2 separate regions of the Mus musculus genome follow, and region 2 is linked to region 1. The links are chromatin loops, found by intact Hi-C in ENCODE. Cell type or tissue: gastrocnemius. All regions are shown on one strand. Each heading gives the region's core, and the rest is flanking DNA. Links, peaks and the distances in the headings are about the cores only.

Region 1 (8,695 bases), core at 439-8,438:
CGGTGAGTGCAGTCCAGACATCCATGCCCACTGCCACGGCCCACGTTGGCCAGTCCCAGGCCCCTTCCCAGGCACAGGACATCCCGAGAATTGCTAGAATCATCTTGCCACTAGGGGAGGTGGAAATAAGGGACTCAGCCAGTGAGACCCTCAGTGGACAAGGGAGCCTGTGGCCAAGCCTAACAGAGGTCAGTCCCTGGACTCACATGGAGAAAGTCAACTCCTCCAAATTGTCCTCTGGCTTACAAACACACCTCATGACACTCTCACACACAGTTGAAAAAAGCTGAGGGCAGGGTGTGGTGACCCACACCTGTAATCTCAGCATGAAGGAGGCAGACAGCTGATTGTTTTGAACTTGAGGCCAGCCTGCTTTGTATCTATGTAATAAGTTCCAGGCCAACAAGGGCCACATAATGAGACCTTAATCTTTAAACAAAAGAAAGAGGAGACGGGCATTGGTGGTGCACACCTTTAATCCCAGCACTTGGGACGCAGGGGCAGGTGGATTTCTGAGTTTGAGGACCCCTGGTCTACAAAGTGAGTTCCAGGACAGCCAGGGCTGCACAGAGAAACCCTGTCTCAGAAAACAAACAAAAAAGGACAAGAGAACAAAAAGGACATGTTTTCCAAGCCTTCGAGGTGGTGGAGGCTGGAGGATTTCAAGTTTGAGGCAGACACCCAGATAGATAAGAATTTCAGAGAGGAGCTAGGTGTTACTTGTGATCCCTTCTATTCTGAAGGCCAAGGAGGAAGACTACCTCTTGAGCCTGCATATTGGAGGCTCAATGAGACTCAAAACTTAAAAAAGGAAAAACAAACAAAACAAAAACAACCACAAAGCTAGTGTGAGGCGGCCCAACTGCTGAAAGTGCGTGTGGAGTTTAAGCCATGAACCCACCAGAAGGAGAGAGCTGCCTCCCGAGGACTGCCCTCTGAGCTTTCCATCTCATTGTATCCTGTGCACACCACACTCAGACATGAGGCTGCTCGGGCCAGGCGGAGAGTGGTGTAGACCTTTAATCTCGCTCTGGAGGCAGAGGCAGAGGCAGAGGCAGGCTGATTTCTGGGTTCCAGGGCTGTACAGTGAGATGCTGTCTCAAAGAAGGAGGTGGGTTGCCGGGCGTGGTGGTGCACTCCTTTAATCCCAGCACTCAGGAGGCAGATGCAGGGGGATTTCTGAGTTTGAGGCCAGCCTGGTCTACAAAGTGAGTTCCAGGACAGCCAGGGCTATACAGAGAAACCCTGTCTCAAAAAAACCAACCACAAAAACCAACAAAACAAAAAGATATGTAAGTTTGTAATCCAGATGTGTTCTGTGCAAGCTGAGTACTTTGGTGTTTGTCTGTCCTTATAGCATCTGAGGAGGCAGAGGCGGGAAAATCATAACTTCACGTTTAAGGCCAGCTGGGGCATTGTAGCAAGACTCAGTCTCCAGCTAAAATTTAAAAGTCCAGAGTCCATTGGGGTGGTGACATATGCCTCTGACCCTAGCACTCGGGAGCCAGGGCAGGAGAATAGACTGTCGAAGTCATTCTCTGCTATCTTTCAGTCTGGGGCCAGCCGGGGCTATAGGATGCTGTATCTCACCAAGGAATGAGAAAAGGTCGGGGCTGGGAACATCGGTCAGTGGGCGAGCATTTATTGGCCTAGTATGCACCGTGCTGTTGGGCTCAGTCTGCATTCTCACCAAGAAACAGAAATAACCCAGTCACTACTTGGGACATAACTATTTCTTAGCCGAGATTGTTCTCCGTGGTGTCTTTGTTTGTTTTCAAGAACGTCTCCCTGCATGTGCTGAGATAAAAGTGCCAGCACCCTTAGATCAAGGAATCCTCCCCTCAGAACTACTCTGCCCCACTTTGACCTTATCTGCCCCTTCTGTAGGGACGTAGCCCGAGGCTATGAGAATGTACCCATCCCCTGTGTCAATGGTGTGGATGGGGAGCCGTGCCCGGAGGACTACAAGTACATCTCTGAGAACTGCGAGACATCGACCATGAACATCGACCGCAACATCACCCATCTGCAGGTAAGGCACAGCCCCGCTCACCATGCTGTGGGAGCACCTCCACACCAGGATGGGGGGCATGAAGACTCCCCCTCACACTGGGACCACCACCACTCACTGTCCTGGAACATGAACCCCACTCACTCCTACTTTTCTCCCACAGCACTGCACGTGTGTGGATGACTGCTCCAGCTCCAATTGCCTATGTGGTCAGCTCAGTATCCGATGCTGGTATGACAAGGTACGTGACCCTCACCTGGCAGGTCTGCCAAGGAGCCAGGACCCTGCTGTGTTGGGGAAGAGACACAGGGTGTGGCAGGAAGCCCTGCCAGGAATGCAATGGGCCTCTCTGCTGGAGTATATGCAAATGCGCGCTCTAGTGCCTGCGCGCACACTTCCTGGTCTCTGACCTCAGCCTGCAGACTCTGCACCTTGCTCTTCTGCTCTTGGCTGGGGTCAGAGTGGAGTTTCCTGTGGAGTCCTCTGGGTCCAGGGCAGCTGAAATGGGCCCCACAGAGAAACCACTATCCCCTCCCTCCGCACCCCAGGACGGGCGGCTGCTCCAGGAGTTTAACAAGATCGAGCCCCCCCTGATCTTTGAGTGTAACCAGGCATGCTCCTGCTGGAGAAGCTGCAAGAACCGCGTGGTGCAGAGCGGCATCAAGTGAGGCGCGCGCCCCGGCACCCTGCCTCGCCTCCGCCTCCCCTCCCCTGGGGCCCTCCCAGGTGTCCCACACTCAGTGTGACTCCCTCTCCACCTCTAGGGTACGGCTGCAGCTCTACCGGACTGCCAAGATGGGCTGGGGGGTCCGAGCCTTGCAGACCATCCCCCAGGGCACGTTCATCTGCGAGTAAGTTCACTGTGAGGCCGTGGTGCATGAGGGCTCTGCTGACCCTAGAGCTCCATGTCAGGATACATGTCTCTGCTCGCCCACCGAGTGTATTTCCAAACATCATGTCCCCCCTTTACCTGCACGCTGCCTAGATGGAGCATGCCTGTGGCAGACAGATCTGTAAAGTGGAGAATAGCTTTTTCCTGTGCACTTCCTCCCCTCTGCCGTCAGACTCACCTAGGTTCTCTGTGGCCTTTAGAGCAGAGAAGCCCCTTCACCTGCTCCGAGGACCTCCCAGTTTCTCTGTTCCCTCAACTTCTCAGACACCCACTTCTCTTGGGCAATTCCTCTTCCAGCCACATGGGGCGACCTCATGACTGATGTAGCTGCGCAGAGCCTACCACCTGTTTGATAGTTCCTGGTGCACACACCTCCTAATGTCTAAGCCTGGCAACTTTCCACCCAGCCAGCCACCAGGGATGCTAATCCCCAGAACACAGGCTCACACACACACACACACACACACACACACACACACACGTCATCTCCCACCATGCCTGCTCAGGTCTTGCAGGCTCCACCTGTACAGAGCCTCCCACCTGCCTGTCTACAGCTGCACAGCGACCCCTAGTGGCTGGACCATGTCCTGCATCTCTCCCCTGGGCTCTGAGAACTGAGTGGGAAGGTGGGGCCGGGAGCCCTGCTCACTGTTCATGCAGAACTGAAGTTTCCGTCCAACAGGTATGTAGGAGAGCTGATCTCTGATGCCGAGGCTGATGTGAGAGAGGATGATTCTTACCTCTTCGATTTAGATAACAAGGTGGGATGCAGCACCTCTGCCCTCAACTACCAAAGGCTGCTTTGTGCAGCCACCTGTAACATCTGGGACTGGAAGCCTGGGTGGAGGGACTGGGTGTCACTGCAGGAACACTAGCCAGGCAAGTGGATAGAAGTGGATATTAAGAACACTGTGTCTCCACCCCCAGGATGGCGAGGTTTACTGCATTGATGCCCGTTACTATGGCAACATCAGCCGATTCATTAACCACCTGTGTGACCCCAACATCATCCCTGTCCGGGTTTTCATGCTGCACCAAGATCTACGGTTCCCACGCATTGCCTTCTTCAGCTCCAGGGACATCCGGACTGGGGAGGAGCTGGGGTGAGGAGCCAGCCTGAGGGCACTGACCAGCCTTTGGTGTTCTTTTTTTTTTTTTTTTTTTTTTCCCGGTTTTTCGGGACAGGGTTTCTCTGTGTAGTCCTGGCTGTCCTGGAACTCACTCTGTAGACCAGGCTGGCCTCGAACTCAGAAATCTGCCTGCCTCTGCCTCCCAAGTGCTGGGATTAAAGGTGTGTGCTACCATACCCGGCTTCCTTTGGTGTTCTTAGGTGTCCCTTGGAAGGCTTGTTAAAACTGTGTAAGGCAGGAGTAGGAACATACATTCATGATCACAGCACTCAGGAGGCTGAGGCAGGAGGATCACAAAGAGTCTGGGCTACAGAGTGAGACCCTGTGTCAAAACAAAACAAGAGAAGTCCAGGTTGCCCTGGTATCACATGCCTGTCATGCTAGTGTTTGAAAGAGCTTGAAGCAGAAGTACCTACAAATTCAAGGCCAGCCTGGGCTAACTACAGAGTTCAGGACAGCCAGGCCTATGTAGAGAGACCCTATCTTAAGCAAAAAACAAGAAGGGGGATGGGGGCTAGTGTGGGTTGGCTGGATGGTTGAGTATACTAGGCCCTGGGCAGGCTGCATCCCACTTCCCGCAGAGCCTCGGGAGAGTCTGGTCACAAGGCAGGAAGGCTAGAAGCCTGCATTTATGACAGTTCTCTGGGAGTGTGAGTCAACAGAGCCAACAAGGACCTGGAGTCCATCTGCAGGAGTGGTTGGGTGGAAGAAGGTGGATCCCTCAAGAGGGCTCCTGGGCTCTATGAGATGGGTTTGAAGTGTCTAGATCCAAGGGCCAAGAGCTCCTGTGTTTCCTCTGCCAGCTTTGACTACGGTGACCGATTCTGGGACATCAAGAGCAAGTATTTCACCTGCCAGTGTGGCTCTGAGAAGTGCAAGCATTCAGCGGAGGCCATCGCCCTGGAGCAGAGCCGCCTGGCCCGGCTGGACCCCCACCCGGAGCTGCTCCCTGACCTCAGCTCCCTGCCCCCCATCAACACCTGAGGACTCTTAAAATCCAGGCCGGGCACTGCCCTTCAGACATTTCTCCATCAGAGACCCCAGTAAGGCCTGGAAGGTCGATGGCCCCTCTCCCAGAGCTGGTTTCTCACTGGGAGTGCAAGTGACTTCAGGGCTGGCCTTCCCCACTGAGCCTGGCCTCAGTTAGCTGATTGAAGTTGGGCCTCTGCCAGCTGATTTTCTGTGTTCTCAATAAATGTTGGGTTTGGTAATAAACTGTCTGGTGATTGTTTCAGGACGATGAGGACTATGGGGCTGAGGGGACAGTTGGGTAGGAAGCAAGCTGTGGCTGTGGGGTGGAAGAGAACAGCTGTGGGGCACCCACTGGCCACAGGGGTTTAAGGAAAAGCAAATCACAACCTAGAGGTTTGGGTGTGCCACAGTTGAAGTACTCTAAACAATTATGCAGTGTTTCCTTATCAAAGTGCTCCGGTTTCTTCCTGCTGCGGTCCGTAGCAGACCCGGTAAGCAGCTCCTGGGACCCAGTTCTGAGCCCTGGTACCCCTGGGCTGGTCAAGAGTTGAGATCTGAAAAAGGAACTGTAGAGGACCACAGGCAGGGGCGGGGCTGTGACGTCTGGGAGGGAGGGCGGGGCGGGCGGCAGGTGAGCGGCTAGGTCTCCGTGGCTCCAATCACTCCGGAGACTGAGCCATGGGGAGAAAGCAGAATGAGAACGAGGCTCACGGTAAGGCTAGGGGCAGAGGCCCGGGCTCTGGAGAGAGGTGGCCGGGCTCTGCAGCCATGGCAGCTGAGGTTGGATCCTGACAGAGGAACTGGAGTCCTGGGTCTCTGAGGAGCGGCTACAGGAAAACAGGAGTCAAGGAAAAGAGACAGAATCAGGTCCTGGAAGGATGGTCTGAGCCGCCAGAAAGATCTTGCATACTAAATGGAACCTGGATGAGCAGGAGTTGGGGCTGGCGTCCCTGTGTGGCCAGCGGAGTGGGGAGGTCAGGCCTGGGCTGTAGGTCCCTGAGGGCAGAGCCCTAGCAAACAAAGCCTGTGTGGTTAGGAGGCAGGTTAGGGTCCCGATGCTCTGGACTTAGAGTCCAGCAGTGTCCTGCGCTGTGGTTGCTGGGGGGGGGGGTGTCTGTCAACCCACACCCTGTGAAGAGGCAGGAGCTGAGACTCCTGTTGGGATCTGTGTGAAGAGTTGGGGAGATGGGCCTCTGAACTAATAAAGTCCTTTGAGGAGTAGGGGGCTGGAACCCCAAACTTCTGCAGTCAGCCTGCTAGGATTCCTGTGAAATGGAGGGCCTGGGACCCTGAGCTGCTGGGGTCTGCATGCTAGAGTCCCAGAGGGGGGGGGGCAGGTACCGTGGACTAAAGGAATTCTTGTGAGAATTTGGGGTGGGACCCCGAGATGCTAGGGTCTGCCTGCAAGGACCCCTGTGAGGAGTGGGGCCTAAGGTGGAGAGACAACTGACACCTGCCTTCAGGTTTCAGTTGGGAAGAAGTGTGTATGTTGGTGTATCTAGAGCACTTTAAGTAATCGGGGCCAGGGCTGTGTGGAAGGGGAGGTCTGAGGGGAAACAGGGGAGGCCTGTTTCCAGAACTGCTGAAGTAAAGGGCTGGAAATCTTTCCCCCAGATCCTGAGACTGGACGGGGAAGAGAGAGGGCTGAGGGTTGGGCCTCCTCTAGGTGGGGCTGGTGTCCCCTAGAAGACCGAGTAATAGCCAGAGCACAGAAAACTTCCTGGAACAGCCTTGGGTCAATCATTGACCCTGTGTCTGTGAGCCCGGGTGGGACAGAGTCCAAAATGCCCACAAAAGAAGATACCTGCCCCAGGCTAGCCCACCCCTCAGCTGTCCCTCAGTGCCCACCAGGACCCTGGCAGCCTGGCCCCGCCCTGCCCCGCCCCCTCCCCTGTGTACTCAAGGAGGACCAGGAACAGGACGTGGCCACAAGGCCACAACCACAGCAGCCGGCTCAGGTGTCAATCTGGCTGGCCACCCAGAGCCGTGCGGTAGCCGGAGTGGGGTGGTGGTGGTGGGGCGGTCTTCGGAGCTCCCATTGCCCTGCAGGGTTTCATAGCTTTACTATCCTTTCTTTGTCATATCCTTGGGCCAGAGGGCTGAGATAAGTGATGATGGTCCCCTGAGGGGCTCCCAGACTGGATAGTCCAGAGATGACTTGGAACAGGCTGGAGGACAGAGATAGGACTGGGGTCTGCGAGCCACTAAGAGGGAGTCCCAGAACCTGGGTTACACACTACTCAGAAGCCTTGAGTCCCTTTAAGAACCACTTTCAGAAGCTTATTCTAAAAACCAGTCAGGAGGCTGAAGCAAGTTTAAGTCCAGCTTGGAGAACTCAGCAAGATCTTGTCTGAAATACAAAGTAAAATTTAAAACAAATGGCTGCGGCCTGGAGACACATGCCTTTAATCCCAACACCTGGGAGACAGAGCCAGGCAGATCTCTGTGAGTTCAAGGCCAGCCTGGGCTACAGAGATAGTTCCAAGAAGCTAAAACTTTACAAAGAAACCCTGTCTCCAAAAAAAAAAAAAAAAAGTAAATAAATAAATAAAATAGTTGGCTGTGGTTACAGTTTAGTGGCAGAGCACTTGCCTCCCATGTAAGAAACCATAGATTTGATATCTAAGATTGCCAAAAATAAAGGCCCCACCTCCCAGCTGTTGCCCAGTAGCAGTCACAAGCTGGCAACCATGGGGCTGCTCTCTGACCAGGATACTGCTAATCCAGGTCCAGTCCTGTTAGTGAGCTAGACAGGCGCCTGGGACCATTGAGTGTCTGAGAGCGACTGGATGTGGGGGAAGAGACCCTCAATGCCTTATTCTCTACTCCCCCCTCCAGGGAATTCGGCCAAATATGACCCCTCCTTTCGAGGCCCCATCAAAAACAGGTGAGCTACGGGCAGTGGCCCCGAGAGATGTGGGGAGGATTTGGTTTAATGCAAGAACCTGGTCCCCTGAGGCATCTGTGTTGTCTAGAAGGACTTGAGGGGACTCGGGGTACTGGGTCACTCTACTTCTGGACTTGGGTGCTAGCTACTCAGGTGTGTGTATATGTGAGGAAAAGAAGCAACTGCACATGATCTCTCTCTCTCTCTCTCTCTATGTATGTATGTATGTTTGTTATTATCTGTGCAATATTTCAGCAGAAGAATTCTCATCCTAAAAAGAGGTTTCTTAAAGTAGATAAAGAATGTCTATCTTGCCAGACAGTAGTGGTGGGCATCTTCAATCCCAGCACTTTAATTCCAGGCAAAGGCAGATGGATCTGAGTTCAAGGCCAGAGTGAGTTCTGGTCTATAGAGTGAGTTCCAGGACAGCCAGGGTTACACAGAGAAACCTTATCTGGAAAAACAAAAATCTGAACTAAACTAAACAACAACAACAAAAAGAATGCCGATCTTTCTAGCATTCTCCAATCCTCTAAACACTAACCCACCCCTCAAACCACACCTCCCAACTCCCCACTCCATGATTACACATGCCGTAGCTCAGACGTGCGTCTCTCCCCAGGGGCTGCACAGACATCATCTGCTGTGTCCTCTTCCTGATCTTCATTTTGGGTTACATCATAGTGGGGCTTGTGGGTAAGTTTCTAGCTACCCAGAGCTGGGACCGAGGGTGAGGACAGAAACCCAAGGAGGGATTACCCCATAGCTGCCAGCCCCCAAGTCTCTGCCTTCCTGTGATCCTG
Region 2 (8,695 bases), core at 495-8,494, 71 kb after region 1:
CACGTGTTGCTCTTCCACAGGACCAGGGTTTGATTCCCAGCACCTATGTGGTGGCTAACAACTGTAACTCTAGAGGATCCAACACTCTCTTCTAGTGTCTGGGAGCACTGCCCATGTGTACACAGATGGACATGCAAGGAAAAACGCTCACACATATACAATTTTAAAATATTAAATAAGGTGGAAAGAACAGGCAGTATCTATCTCTGGCCTACACAGTCATGCATGCTCCAGCCCTCACTCCCACCCCCAGGAAACCCTGGCTACAATCTATTTAGATTATTACACTAGAGAATTCCACCCTGCAATCAGCAGGTTTAGACTCTCAGAATTTTCACCTGTGTCCCGTGACTGCCTTGCACCTACAGCCAGCCTCAAGAAGAGAAGACAGAATAGAAAGTGTTTCCCTATTTATCCAGACATGATATCCACAGAAGATACAACCTAGCAACTTCCCACTTAATGTAATTATTTAAAAAAAAAAAAACAATAGGGCTGGAGAGATGGCTCAGCAGTTAAGAGCACTGACTGCTCTTCCAGAGGTCCTAAGTTCAATTTCCAGCAAGCACAGAGTGGCTCACAATCATCTGTAGTGGGATCTGATGCCCTCTTCTGGATGTCTGAAGAAAGCCACAGCATACTTACATAAAACAAGTCAATCGAAATAACAACAAAGCCCTTTCATCTCAGACCATCTCTTTCTTCTCTGGAACTTGCCTACTGAGGCTTTTCTAGTTTTTTGTTTTTTTTTTAAATCAGTCAGCTCTTGTGAACTCCTTCACAACCAGCATGTTACAAGCCTGGTAATGCTGTTCCCAGAACATCCAAAGTAGTATCTGTCGGTGATCTAGTTGAAAATATTTCAGTAATGCAGGGATGGATCAGCAGTTACAAGCATCTGTTGCTCTTCCAGAACACCCAGATTTGATTGCCAGCACCCACAAGGAGGCTCACCATTGTAACTCCAGGCCCAGGGCATTTGAAGCCCTCTCTTCTACCAGGAACTCATGTAGTACAGACATAACATACAGGCAAAAACTGTCAAACACACACAAAAAAAGCTAAGATAAAGTAAAATATTTCTGTCACTGAGTTCCAGTCAGTTTAGTCCTTTACAGACGAGTCCTATGCCAAATTATATATATATATATAACATTAGAGCTGGGATGTTGTTCATTTGCTTTGCTTAGAATGTGTCCGCTCTGGGTCAACTTTGCACCCCAAAAGACTGAAATTGAGAGAAACTTACTTACTGGGAACCTTTGATAAGAATCAGGATTTGTGTTCCGGTTTCTCTCTCACACTCACACACACCATAACCAGTGTGTATTGGTGTATATTTTATTCTCTGACACAGGGTCTTGCTATAATAGCTTTAGTTGACCTCTAAACCAGAATCCTCCCGTCTCAACTCCAGGATTCCAGTTGGGCACGAACGCTGTCCAGCTCTTAGCAACATTTTAAATTTTACTAAAGAATACGCAAGTCATAATTTTCTCAATCTTCCCAATAATTCCCCATAGAAAACGTAGACTACGAGCTAATCACGCGGCAGAGAGAAAAGTCTCAACAACCATCAGAAAAAGAGACGAACTACGTCCAACGCGCAGCTGCCACGGCCCACGCATGCGCTTGTGAGAAAGCGGCTGCTCGGGAGGAAGTGGGGGGGACAGGAAGTTCCGCCCCTCTACCGGTTTGGCGGTCCTCTCGGCTCTGCCCTACCCCGCTCCCTTTGAGCCTGAATTCAGCCGAGGTTTTCGCGGCTCCCCGTGCGCCTGCGTGATCCAGTCTTGCTTCACGCGCGGGCTCGCGCTCCGGCTCCCGCCCTGCCTCCGGCTCGCAGTCCCCGGCGCCTTCCTTCGCGGTCCAGGCCGCCCCGCGTGGCGCCAGCACCATGGTGGGTACCGTGACGTCAAAAGGGAGCGCCGCCGCTCGCGGCGGGCGGTTCGAACCGTGCGGGCGTGGGTGCGGGCACTCGTGTCGGTCGCTTGGGGCGGCAGCCAGGCCCCAGGGTTTTCCGTACAGCCTTACTGCCCACACCCCAGTGTGAGGAGGCTGCTCGGAGCCGATGGTGTTTTGGGGGAAACCTTTAGCAAGTCCAAGAGAAAGCCCACGGGCGCCGGGGGAGAACGGGAAGCGAGCCTTGCACTTCTGTGCTGTTGACGAGGACTTTGTGAGGGTGCGGTTGGGAAGCGGTCTCAGCTGGGAGGTGGTCGACTCAGAGAGTGGGTTCTAGCGTCGAGGGGTGCAACGCAGGTCCTGTCACTCCGTGGCTCCGTGAACTGCAGAGTCCCGTTTAACGGATTGTTGTTGGTTATGAAGTTTTGAGAACTACTAGGAGGGGCTACAAAGACTAGTATTTCAAAATACTGTCACGGGCTCCTCCTCCCCGTCCCTTTTCATGTGATAGTTCCTCCCTCTTTTCCAATAGCTCTTCTACTCCTTTTTCAAGTCTCTTGTGGGCAAGGATGTAGTCGTGGAACTCAAGAATGACCTGAGGTAGGTCCTTATTTTAGCGAGTTGGTGGAAGGTGGGGGTGCCGGGTGTCCTGATCCTTTTTGTCGTTGTTGTTGACAAAGTTACTTCAGAGTAGGTAGGCAAAACACAGAAGAAATACCTTTCGTCTTAAGTGTAAAAGATTAGTTTAAGAGTGAGCCTGGTATTGTGACACATGCTTGTAATCCCAACACTGAACGCAGAGGTGTGAGTTCAAGGACAGCTTGGTCTACATATGTCCAGGGCCATCCGGAGTTACACAGTGAGATACAGTTAAGTAACATGTATGTGTAGTCCTGGCTGTCCTGGAACACACAGATCCACATGCCTCTGTCTCCTGAGTGCTAGGATTTGCCTGGCTGTATCATTTGCTCTTAACGATTCAGGAGTTGGGGTAAATGCTTAAATGCTGTACCACTGGAAATATGTTTATGGGTTCTTGTCACATCCGTTAAGGTCTACTTGGTTCCTAATAGTGCTTCGAAAATTATAGTTTCATTGAAGCCGGGTTTTGTTTGCTTTTGTTTTCTTTCATGTACTGGGCATGCTCAACAAGTGAACTTCATATGCAGCCCTCATGTTTCTCTTTAAAATAACTTTTTTTTTTTTTTCCAGACAGGGTTTTTCTGTATAGCCCTGGCTGTCTTGGAACTCACTCTGTAGACCAGGCTGGCCTCGAACTCAGAAATCCGCCTGCCTCTGTCTCCCGAGTGCTGGGATTAAAGGCGTGTGCCACCACCGCCCAGCAAAATAACTTTATTTGTAGACTCTTGAAACCTTTGAACACACATCAGTGGTTGACCAGCAGGATGGTTCTGACCAGTGTGGCCAAGTTAGAAGCTGGCCCAGACTGAGGTGCAGACTAAGACCTTTCATAGTCTAAAAGTCAAATCACACGAATGGTCTACAGAGCTGTGGGGATTCATAGGATGTAGAGAGTGAGGAAGTAAAACTCAGGATCTGAGGTGGTTAAAGTTGGTTACACAGAGGGTAAATATAATATAAGGTGGGGCATGTAAGGTGGTATGGGAGCACTGGCCTTGATAACCTTGCTTAGGGGCTAGAGGGCTGGAGAACTGAGAAGACTTGACTTGTATCTTCATTATTAAAGATAAGTTGGGGGGGATAACATTTGAAATGTAAATAAAGAAAATATCCAATTTTTTAAAAAAGAAGAAGAAGCCGGGTGTGGTGGCGCAGGCCATTAATCCCAGCACTCGGGCTACACAGAGAAACCCTGTCTCGAAAAAAAACAAAAACAAAAAAAAACCAAACAAACAAACAAAAAACTCATACGAGAAAAAAAAGAGTGTAGCAAAAATAATAAAGAGTAATTCCAGCTACCAGTATGTGTACATAGGTCTGTGACTCCAAAGCAGTAAATGTTTACAAATAACAGTTAGGGAAGCTGCAGAGATTGCTCAGTGCTTTAAAAAGAGCTTGCTGGGGGCTGGAGAAATGGCTCAGAGATTTTAAGAGCACTGACTGCTCTTCCGAAGGTCCTGAGTTCAAATCCCAGCAACCACATGGTAGCTCACAACCATCTGTAAAGAGAGCGGACATCAGACGCCCTCTTCTGTAGTGTCTGAAGACAGCTACAGTGTACTTAGATATAATAATAAATAAATCTTTAAAACAAAACAAAACTTGTTGCTCTCCCTGAAAAATAAGAGTTCAGTTTCCAGCAACTACATTAGGTGATTCACACCTACCTAGAACTCTGGCTGCAAGTGATCTGATGCCCTCTTCTGGTCTCTGTGGGTAACTACATGCACATACACACAAATAATAAAAATCAATATTTTAAAAATAATAGTTGATGCTTCTGGGAGTCATGCAGATCTGGGCTGACCTTCAGTTTATTGGTTGTAAGTTTTGTTACCTTCCATGACCTCTCTCATATCCTGGAGGATGATAATACTTTGAAAGATGATTAGCTAAGTGGTGTTGATAGCAGTGCATCCCTTAAACCTTTAATCCAGCACTCAGGAGGTAGAGGCAGAAACAGGTGTGAGTTTGAGGCCAGCCTTATCTACATAGCTAGTTCTAGGTCCTCACAGAGAAACCCAGTGGGGAATGATCATGAATAGTGGGTCCCAGCTGTAGTTCCACAAGTGGAGGTAGGAGGATTGCCATAGTTTGAGGCCAGCCTGGGCGCAGTGAGATCCTGTCTTTAAAGGGAAATACAAGTAGTAAATGGAATGCAAGCCTGGCCTGCAGTAGTTAAATATTAGCTTCTGATGCATTGGTGTGAGCAAAGACTGAGTCTGGGATGCATTTTCGTTTCTACCTCAGAACTCACAGATGCTGCCTGCAGGCCTCAGGTCCTTAAGTTCCTCCCCGACTTGTCGTTCTAGTTTTGATTTTTCCCTCCACGCTGATTTCAGCATAAACCAATGCTTCTTCCCTCTTTGCCCTTGACAGCATCTGTGGAACCCTCCACTCTGTGGACCAGGTGAGATATACAATAAGGGTCAGTTTGTTCTTGGGGAAGGAAAGCAGCCAGTGAGGGTGGGTTGTTGTATCTTGTCTCTAGGGTTAATGACGATGTTCCTCTTTCTTAGTACCTCAATATCAAACTAACCGACATCAGTGTCACAGACCCTGAGAAATACCCTCACATGGTAAGTTGGGGCTGGGGAGGGGGAGGAGGAGGAAACCTTTAAAGCAAAAGGCCCCTGGGTGGCCGGAGGACACACTTTTAATGGAGGTGCTTTCATATTTGTCTCCAGTTATCAGTCAAGAACTGCTTCATCAGGGGCTCAGTCGTCCGCTATGTGCAGCTGCCAGCAGATGAGGTGGACACACAACTGCTACAGGATGCAGCAAGGAAGGAAGCCCTTCAGCAGAAGCAGTGATGGCACCTCCCCCCTCCCCCTCACTTCCCCATTGGTGACCCAGAACTTGACGTCCTACTGAGGACAAGAACACCCCTGCCCAATACTTAAGGTGTGTTTTGTTTTGTTAATGATTTTTTTTTTTTCTTTTTAACTGAATGGATGAGAGATAATTCCTCTGCTGAGAAGGGAGGGTAAGAGAGCCAGGAACTGCAGAATGGTCCTGGACTGGCTCCCAGTCTGTACCTTTTTCTCATCTTTCCTGGAGATGGGAGCAGCATCCTAAGCCCTTCCGTGGCGACATGTAATACATTTGAGGGATGGAAAGATCTGTCCCGCATCGGGAATAAAACTTATGATGCAAGCTGAATTCCTGGTTTGTCGTCTGCTTTGGGCAGGGAGTTGAGAAAGGATGTTGAATTCACTGACACTCCAGCACCCTACATTCCTCCTCCTCCCATCTCCAACCAAGATTCCAACCTGATTTACCAGCATGATGTACTTCTGCCCTAAAGCTTGTAGTCGGGTAAATTAAGGTGCCAGTGCCAACTCTTAAACATCCAGCCTTTCCTCCAGCCCACCACCCACCAAAGGTAATGGAAGAGAAAGCTCTTAGGATGTGGGGGAAGTAGATTGGTTTAGCAATAGGTGAGCTCAATCTTTATCAGCAGTTCAGTCCTGTAGCAAATACCAAATATGAAACTGCAGCTGCAGATGGTTCTTTCGGACAGGCAGACCCCACACATAAACCAGCAGCTGTAGTCCAGTCCTCTTAGCTAGCATGAACTAGCAGTTGTAGTTCAATCCTGAAGAAGCCACCCGGCTTGCCAGAAGACGTTGAGCCACTGAAGCAGCAAAAAGCTACAGGAACCTCACGAGCAGTTCTTGGGTGAGTTTCTCTCAATGGCAGCATTACTGCAAGTGGAGCTCAACAACGCTATGCAAGGTGAACCAGGTCACAGGTGTCATTAGCAAAGAATAGCAAGGCAGAGCAAACCAAACCAGTTCTCATGCTCCCCGTTTGTAGGGTAATATTTACACTCGTTTATCATGCGCTCTTTTATGTGTCTGCTATAGCAAGACATTCTTTCACCTGTGTGCCCCAGGAAAACATCATTTGACATAATCGACTTTCCAAAGAAACTAGAAGTTTCTACTTCAGCCACTTTAGAAGCAAACTCCCAATTAGAGGTTCTTCAGTGTCCACCATCTTCTTAAACTTTTTTTTTTTTAAGATTATTATATGTGAGTACACTAGCTGTCTTCTTGCTGGAATTTGAACTCAGGACCTTCAGAAGAGCAGTCAGTGCTCTTAACCGCTGAGCCATCTCTCTAGCCCCAACCACCATCTTCTTAGAGGTAGTATTGGGGTGCTGGCAGGAGCTCTGGCATGAAAAGCCTTATGTTATTAAAACATCTTAAGAGCGGGGCGTGGTGGCACACGCCTTTAATCCCAGCACTCAGGAGGCAGAGGCAGGCAGATTTCTGAGTTCGAGGCCAGCCTGGTCTACAAAGTGAGTTCCAGGACAGCCAGGGCTATACAGAAAAACCCTGTCTCGAAACGCCCCCCCCCCCCAAAATCTTAAATACCATAATCTAGATCTCAAGACTATATATAGCATATCTGAATAGGCAAACATTGCTTGTTTCTAGCTATTTACTATCTACTTAACTTTGAAAACATCTACAGAAGGCTAAATAACTCTTATTTCTGTAATTAGCTAAACTAATATCTGCCATGACCACAATTTGATTAATTACTAACTTGCATTTCTTAATTATCCTAAACAGTTTGTAATATAGTATCATTTAAGGATTTTAGAACTTTAGATTTTTAAATGAGTTGCTGTGGTGCAATACTCTAAACTAGTTGAAACATATACAATATGATAAAACAAAAATATAATCTTGAATGCATATCAGTATACAAAAATATACTCATGGGAAAATATTTGGCTTATTGATGTTCATTAATATAAAAGTAGATTTGGGTTGGAGAGATGGCTCAGTGGTTAAGAGCACTGAGTACTCTTCCAGAGGTTCTGAGTTCAAATCCCAGCAACCACATGGTGGCTCACAACCATCTGTAATGAGATCTAATGACCTCTTCTGGTGTGTTTGAAGACAGCTACAGTGTACTTACATATTATAATAAATCTTAAAAAAAAAAAAAAGAGAAGTAGATTCAATAATCTACCCTTTTATCCTATCATCTCTATATTCCCCTTTTTCTTTTCACCACCTCTCCTCTCCCTTCCCACTAATACTAGATAGGAGAGAAAGGAGGAAAGAAAGAGATCCCTGAATCTAATTTTACTGGGTTTCCTGGTTGACTAAGACCATTAACAGCGTGTGACCCATCCCCCTTAAACAATGACAAATATCCATCACCCAGCAAATGAGCAAAACCCACCCATCCCACCTCTTAGGAATGGCGGCATTGTTCTCTTAAAATACTTCCTGAGGGCAACAGCATTTTTTGAGGACCTTAAGAAAATTGAGATATTGGTCAAGTCCTGGGAGAGCTAGCTAGTTGTATCATTTGTGGTCCAGTCCTTGTGATGGGAAAGAGCAAGGCTTAATTGAAGTCCTGGCTGGAACAGCCTGTGGGACTGGAGCATCTTAGCAAGGCATGTTGAAGTTGTCCTGGATACAGATTTTTGAGGAAATAATTCCTGAGGCTGTGAAGCTGGATCACCAGGGCTACTTGTCTGGTCTTTTTGATCTGAAAACACACAAAGTGTGTATAACTACAGAATCAGCCTTTTTAGACTTAAAGCAATCACCTATTGAAATCCCGAATATGTGTCTATGGTCTGGAACATATACTCTAATTTTTTAAACTCTGGAAAAATGAAACATACTCATTTGCCAAATTTCTTTGGGGGGGGGGTTCCCTTTGGAATTTGGAGTTTGGTTTTCCAAGAACAAATGGGACATTGTATCATTTTCTTGGCTTGTTGCCAAGTGATAGAAGCCTCTTTCTTTAAACCTTTGCTGTTAGCATGGAGATTATTTTTGTTTTTTGAGACAGTGTTTCTCTGTATAGCCTTGGCTGTCCTGGAACTCACGTTGTAGACCAGGCTGGCCTTGAACTCAGAAATCCACCTGCCTCTGCCTCCCAAGTGCTCGGATTAAAGGCATGCGCCACCACCTCTCGGCCACAATGGACGATTTCTATTTCTGCTTATTTGTTGTAGTTGAATAAATAGTGACGTTTTAATTCTCAATCATTTGGAATAAGTTGAGCAGTTTCAATATGTAAAACAATTCTTTCTGCATAGAGAAACTATATTAAGAGATGCAGGAATATCGAATATTATACAGGAATGGCATACATCTCTGATTTTTAAATTGAATCA

What was found. A loop is a pair of places that touch in the nucleus more often than their neighbours do. Peaks named below come from ENCODE experiments on the same cell type or tissue, not always from the same donor. Only the 100,000 strongest peaks of a DNase experiment are listed, where the experiment ranks them.
Region 2: a loop joins it to region 1, with 2.1 times the contacts of the local background. A loop is called at or near these places in 7 of 42 quality-filtered maps.

The regions. Positions count from the first base shown.
Region 1 is chr17:34,908,804-34,917,498 of GRCm38, forward strand. It overlaps Ehmt2 (euchromatic histone lysine N-methyltransferase 2), which reads left to right. Exons shown (of 27, transcript NM_145830.3): 20 at 1-2; 21 at 1,888-2,032; 22 at 2,175-2,252; 23 at 2,560-2,675; 24 at 2,776-2,862; 25 at 3,586-3,664; 26 at 3,831-4,006; 27 at 4,837-5,270. The coding sequence ends at 5,017. It overlaps Slc44a4 (solute carrier family 44, member 4), which reads left to right and starts at 5,663. Exons shown (of 21, transcript NM_023557.3): 1 at 5,663-5,717; 2 at 7,844-7,892; 3 at 8,515-8,588. The coding sequence starts at 5,684. In gastrocnemius, for the core only: CTCF peaks have their summits at 3,468 (motif pointing left) and 6,660; a DNase peak (open chromatin) is centred at 3,424; H3K27ac peaks cover 1,151 bases.
Region 2 is chr17:34,980,189-34,988,883 of GRCm38, forward strand. It overlaps Lsm2 (LSM2 homolog, U6 small nuclear RNA and mRNA degradation associated), which reads left to right and starts at 1,666. Exons shown (of 5, transcript NM_001110101.2): 1 at 1,666-1,897; 2 at 2,432-2,499; 3 at 4,921-4,951; 4 at 5,061-5,120; 5 at 5,229-5,703. The coding sequence starts at 1,895. The coding sequence ends at 5,354. In gastrocnemius, for the core only: CTCF peaks have their summits at 610 (motif pointing left) and 4,245 (motif pointing left); DNase peaks (open chromatin) are centred at 1,704 and 1,888; H3K4me3 peaks cover 2,333 bases; H3K27ac peaks cover 1,881 bases.